Regions from separate parts of the Homo sapiens genome. Here region 1 is linked to region 2. The links are chromatin contacts, found by Hi-C or POLR2A ChIA-PET in ENCODE. All regions are on one chromosome and are shown on one strand. Each heading gives the region's core, a stretch centred on a gene start or an enhancer-like site at or near the end of the contact. The rest is flanking DNA. Distances are from core to core; before and after follow the strand shown. Region 1 overlaps OSBPL3 (oxysterol binding protein like 3). Region 2 overlaps OSBPL3 (oxysterol binding protein like 3).

Evidence for each region. A loop is a pair of places that touch in the nucleus more often than their neighbours do. ChIA-PET counts read pairs that join two places held with the same protein, here RNA polymerase II (POLR2A). Pooled maps may share reads with other maps.
Region 1: a map of B cell shows a loop between it and region 2 (4-fold over the local background). The contact joins two enhancer-like sites. A Hi-C loop is called at or near these places in 16 of 168 maps with a recorded cell type or tissue (B cell, CD4-positive, alpha-beta memory T cell, CD8-positive, alpha-beta T cell and 13 more), 27 of 37 single-sample maps with no recorded cell type and 19 of 50 pooled maps. POLR2A ChIA-PET finds 5 or more read pairs at or near these places in 10 of 52 experiments (CD4-positive, alpha-beta memory T cell, MCF 10A, OCI-LY7 and 5 more).

Annotation. Positions count from the first base shown.
Region 1 is chr7:24,876,532-24,879,361 of GRCh38, forward strand. All of the region lies in intron 2 of OSBPL3 (oxysterol binding protein like 3), which reads right to left. Among named protein-coding and RNA genes, the nearest start is that of OSBPL3, 100 kb to the right of the region's middle. Within about 2 kb of position 1,465, at least 3 of the 41 ENCODE cell types and tissues checked have a DNase peak (open chromatin) inside an H3K27ac peak, as active enhancers do; they include B cell and OCI-LY7, where a contact is called at or near this core.
Region 2 is chr7:24,834,428-24,837,607 of GRCh38, forward strand. It overlaps OSBPL3 (oxysterol binding protein like 3), which reads right to left. Exons shown (of 23, transcript NM_015550.4): 15 at 59-309. Among named protein-coding and RNA genes, the nearest start is that of GSDME, 79 kb to the left of the region's middle. RefSeq lists an enhancer at 48-157. Within about 2 kb of position 1,809, at least 4 of the 41 ENCODE cell types and tissues checked have a DNase peak (open chromatin) inside an H3K27ac peak, as active enhancers do; they include B cell and OCI-LY7, where a contact is called at or near this core.

The DNA of each region.
Region 1 (2,830 bases), core at 215-2,714, 42 kb after region 2:
AGTATATATTTAGTAGGAACTAAGAGATTTCTCCTGGTTTATTCATTGTTGGGGTCTCAAACCAAGAAAATAAGTTCTCAAACCAAGTAAATGGCACTGAGTAGCTGGCCTACAAAGAGATATTAAGCTGTATCCACAATTCTGTACAGCATGCCATTTAAAACACAAAAGAATAGTGCCTCAGGAAATACTATCCAGTGGGGTCGGCTGAAATAATACATAAACCTAACTATATAAGCAATAATAATATAAAATAATTGGAGAACACTTTCTAGCTCTATGAAAGCAGGAACCTTTTCTGTCTTGTTCACTACTTAAAATAGTGCATAGTAGATATTAATAAATATGTTGAAAGAATAGAGCAACTACAATAGCTAACACTTAAGCATCTTCTATATGTCAGATAATGTGCTAAATACCATACTTACATGATCATGTTTAATTCCTGCACAACCTTTGAGATTGGATTTATTAGTATTCTTTATTTTTTTGCATGTGGAAACTGAGGAAGAGAGAATTAGATAACTTCCCTGATGTTACAAAACCAAGTGACGAAGCCACCTGACTGCAGAACTTACATTTTTAATCATTCTGTCACATATTATAGCATACTGCATTTTTACTGTAGTTTAAGTATGTAAATTCTGATGAAGAAAAAGGAGTAAATCCCATTGGGTAGAGGAATAGTGGTGGGCCAAGACCTTGAGACAATTGGAAGGAGTTAAGAAACAGTGCAGTATGGATGGAGGCAAGTAAGGTCTTCAACCCTGCTCAGAGATAGCTACTGTTTTCCCTATACTGTAATCCCACCAAACAGGGAAGGGAAATTAGCCTGTGCATTTTAAGGCTGCCAAGTCTTCGCCATTCATTTTTTTTCATATTTGGAAAGCCTGCCCCATCTACCTCTTAGCCAGGTAAATTCTCATTTAGGCCCAAACCTCCTCCCTGGATGACAGTCACCTTGCACTGTCAGCCTCCCTAGCTAGAACATGGGTTCCGTGAGGACAGGGACTGTGTCTTATTTATTACAATCCTACTACCTGGGAAATAGGGGCCGAAATAAATGTTTACTGAATGAGTCTGCAAAGCAAGGGGGGTATCAAAAGAGTCCCCCAGAACCTTCGGGACATGGGACTTTAATAATGTGTGCTGGATTAGAGTGAGTTGGCACTCAGGACAGAAAACAAGAGGGATGTTGGTTTCTCTTGGCTAAAGGAACCAGGACTTAGGAGTATCTCCTGGTGACCCCAAGAGTAGGGCAGGCACCTTGAGCTGCATATCCTGAGACACAGTACAGGGTAGACTTGGGCCCTTGGGGAAATCAAGGCCCTGCTGACTTAGCCCAACACGGCTGCACTGATGTCTCATCCTGTGGGGTGTCAAGCTTAAAGGTCACCATGAATACCAGGTGGAGAGAGAAACATGGGAGGGGTTGGGGGATGTGGCTTCTTAAGGTTTTTGCATGAGTTTCACTGAAGACAGTCTGGTGCTGTCATCTGGCATTAAATTTAGTCTGTTTTACTGAATGTCTGAAAAGTGCCAAAGATAGAAAGCTGCTTTGTGATTGCAAAGGCAGCTAAGCATTTATTCATGCTCATGCGCTGGCCAAGTTAATTTCCATATTGCTGAGTGCACGAATTGAAAGCACTTCCCTCCAGCACAGCTGTTTCCACAGGCACCTTTCAAATGCTGAATCCTCAGTCACTACCCTTGCAGTGATGTCAGAAATAGAAAACGATTAAAACTTTTATTCTTCTTGCAGCTCAAGAGTGTTGGGGAAGAAAGTTTTGTGGTTGCCTCTATCAGGCATGGTTGGAAAACGGGTGTCCTGATTACTCACTTAATCCGTTTATCAGTTTTTTAAAAATCACAAGGCAATACCCAGCCTTAAATCATGTAATTTAATGTGTCTTTAATGATTTTAAAGGCATTCAAGATCTTCCACGGCCTATTAAGAAAGGCTAACGATCATCAATATTACCTTTTATGATTGTTCTATGAACACTGACAATACTTGTCAATAGATTTTCAATTAATAGAATGACAGCTTTAACTGATGCTAGACCAAAACTGTACTCACATTTCAATCACTGAGAACTGGAGTTGTTGTTTCTTGTTAAATGTTTCTCAGCTATGGTTTTTTGTTTGTTTGTTTAGCACCAGCAGGCCTGATAGCAATGGCAATTTTTAAGAAAAGAAAAAATTAGTTGGGAGAAAGGTAGTGTATGAGCTCTCACTCAGTGCTTCTCAAACTGTAATTTGCATGTCAATCACTTGGAGATCTTGTTAAAAATGCAGATTTAAGTTCAGTAGGTCTGGGGGAGGCCTGAGATTCTGCACCTGCACAGATGAGGCTATCACTGCTGCTGGACCATAAGCCCAACTTGAGTAGCCACATTCCAGGAGACCAGGCTGTCTCAAAAAATTGGGATTTGACTTGACAGAATCTGAAGGCAAAACCAGGACTAACGGGTGGGAACTACAAGGCCCTGGATTCCAGCTTTGCCTAAAGGATGGGTTGTCTTACTATCTAATGAGTGCTATGAAAAATGGCAAAAACATGGCTGATCTATGAAAGTCTCTGGAGTGCTCCATCAGAGGCTGGTGGTCACCTGGCAGAGGCACCACAGAGAAGATTCCAAGACTGGCAGGGAGTTTAGAACAAGTGAGCTATGAGATCCTTTCTAAATCTTCTATCATAAACTCATGTCATACTAAACAGCAGCATTTGCATTAGCTCTATAACCTCAAGTACAATCCCTGACTTTGGGATCTAAGTGAGAAGATTAAAGAAAACAGGAGACTGAGCAATGAAGCTCCCACTTGGGTT
Region 2 (3,180 bases), core at 559-3,058:
TGGCCTCGTGGCTTGGGGACCGAGGCTGGACAGTGGCAAGGGAAGGCTGACTCCTCACCATCCTTTCCAGGGGGCTGGGAATCTGCGCGGCCTTGTCCAGGAGCTCGCTGTACTCCAGCTCCTCGCAGAGCCTCTGCAGCGTGTTCAGGGGCTCGTTCAGCTCCACCGGCATGGCCACCTTGGACAGGTCCTTCCCGATGTTGTTCCTCAGGATGTTCCACAGGCTGATGTTACTGCTGCTCGGGCAGGGCGCCGGCAGGCACGTTCTTCTCCGGGACTTCGCTTCCCGACCACTATCAAGGACAGGCCCTGAAAGGGAAAGAGGCCTGGTTGTCTCTATAAAGCTTTTCATTTTATTCTATTATTTTTAATCCACGAATAAAACCTTACGTAGCAAGTAGTCAATGTTACTATTAAACTCAGTTGTTCAGAGTATGGCTGAAGTCAGAAAACCGGCAAAAGAATTCTGAGCAATTAAATACCAAAAATGACACACACTAAAACCCATCGACTTTATTCACAGGGAAGACCTTGAATTGCTCCTCAAAACCTAGTTCCTCATAGCTCATACACACTTAGAATAAAACTGGAAATTGGATTTCTATGCCTATAGTTGCTTATTGTTTATAAAAACTTGTAAACTTTTTAAAAAATCACTTTAAATTCTGGTAAAACAATTGTGTTTATTACAGGAAAACTATAAAGGAAATAATGGTCTTTTCATTGCTCCACCACCCCAAAATAGCAGCCATTTATATATTAGAGTATCTTCATTTCGTGTTTTCTCCATTTGTGTTGTTCATACTGTATACGTATTTTATATTCTGCTTGTTCAGCTAACAGAGTATTTTTCCATATTATTTAAAATTTTTCTAAAACATCAGTTTTTGCTCAATATCACTAATCATTAGAGAAATGCAAATCAAAACCACAATGAGATATCATCTCATACCAATCAGAATAGCAATTACTAAAAAGTCAAAAAATAACATGCTGGTGAGGCTGCAGAGAAAAGGGAATACTTATACACTACTGGCGGGAATGTAATTAGCTCAGCCATTGTGGAAAGCAGTTTGGCAATTTCTCAAAGAACTTAAAACAGAACTGCCACTCAACTCAGCAATCCCATTACTGACTATATACCCAAAGGAATATATATTGTTCTACCATAAAGACGCATGCACGTGTATGTTTATCACAGCACTATTCCCAACAGCAAAGACATGGAATCAATTTAAATGCCCATCAACAGTAGACTAGATAAAGAAAATGTGGTACATATACACCATGGAATACTGTGCAGCCATAAAAAAGAATGGGATCATAGCCTTTGCAGCAACATAGATGGAGCTGGAGGCCGTTAACTAAGCAAACTAACACAGGAAGAGAAAACCAAATGCATGTTCTCACTTGTAAAGGGGTACTAAACGTTAGTTCACATGAACATAAAGAAGGGAACCATAGACACCAGGGCCTACTGGAATGTGGAGAGTGGGTGGAGGGTGGGTAGTGGGTGAGGATCAAAAACCTACCTATTTGGTGCTATGCTTATTACCTTGGTGATGAAATAATCTGTACAGCAACCACCGTGACATGCAATTTACCTATAGAACAAACCTGCACATGTACCCCTGAACCTAAGAGTTTAATAAATCATTTTTAAAGACTGTAAAATATTTTTTGCCTATATCTTTATTTTCTTAGGATATGAAGAAGCGGGATTACTATGTCAACAACTCTGAATGTTGTTAGACTTCTGATTCACATGATCAGACTGCTTTTCAAAAAGGCTGCCCCCAACTTCCCCATTTATCGGCAGCAGATGTGAACATCCATCTCCTGAGGCCTCTTCAGGCTTGTCATTTTCATTTTTAATTTCTGTCAAATTGTCAGGTGGACAGTGTAACCACCTTGTTCTAGCTTACATTTAAAAGATTTCCTGTGTGGTTTGGAGTGCTTTCATGAGCACTTCTTCTTTGCTGAATTGTCTGCCTTCCTATTTATGTATTAACACCATACTCTCTTGTTTTATATTTGTTTTACAATTCAATCCCCACTTGGTATTTACCTTTAAATTTGGCCCATGGAGTATTTTGATGAATGAAACATATTTTAGGTATGCCAATCTATCAATCTTTTCCTTCGTTTCATGCTCTGAAATTCCTATCCTCCATTGTGCCTGTTTTCAAATGAAATCTCTTGCATATTATTTTTATTTATATATCAATAAACATACTTTGTTGATATATATTTTATTAAACATATATATTTAACATTTACTTATTATAAAGCCAATCACTGAATAAAGGGGCTGCTCTGATGAACAGAAACACATGAAAACAGGGCCACACTGTGCATCTCATGTTAATCTAATCATCCAATTAACTTCTGAATTTGTTTTGCTTTTTTAAAATTAATTTTTTTTGAGACAGAGTCTTGGTCTGTTGCCCAGGCTGGAGTACAGTGGCATAATCTGGAGTCACTGCAGCCTCTGCCTCACCGGCTCAAGCAATCTTCCTGCCTCAGCCTCCCAAGTAGCTGGGACCACAGATGCACACCAACATGCCTGGCTAATTTTTTGTATTTTTGTAGAGATGAGATTTTACTATGTTGCCAAGGCTGATCTCAAATTCCTGAGCTCAAGTGATCCACCCACCTCAGCCTCCCAAAGTCCTGGGATTACAGGCGTGAGCCACCACGCCCAGCCTGTTTTAGTTGCTTAATATGGGTAAATACAACATAGGTAAGTAGCTGCAAATGGCAGTTTTAAAATTAATTAATTAAATATTGAGATAGGGTCTTTCTCAACAGGGTCACTCAGGCTGGAGTGCGGTGGTATGATCATAGCTCACTGTAACCTCGAACTCCCGGGCCTAAACAATTGTTCCACCTCAGTCTCCTGAGTAGCTCAGACTACAGACATGCTACACCACGCCTGGCTAGTTTTTGTATCTTTTTTAGAGACAGGATCTTGCTATGTTGCGCAGGCTGGTCTCAAACTCTTGGCCTAAAGCAATCCTCCTGCCTCAGCCTCCCAAAGTGTTGGGATTATAGGTGTGAGCCACTGTGCCTTGCCTGTAGTCATTTTTGAAAACAATTTTTCATGTAGTCTCAAAAAATTTTCTTTGATTACACTAATCTGAATTTTGAAAGCATGCTACTCCACCGCCATCATCACCA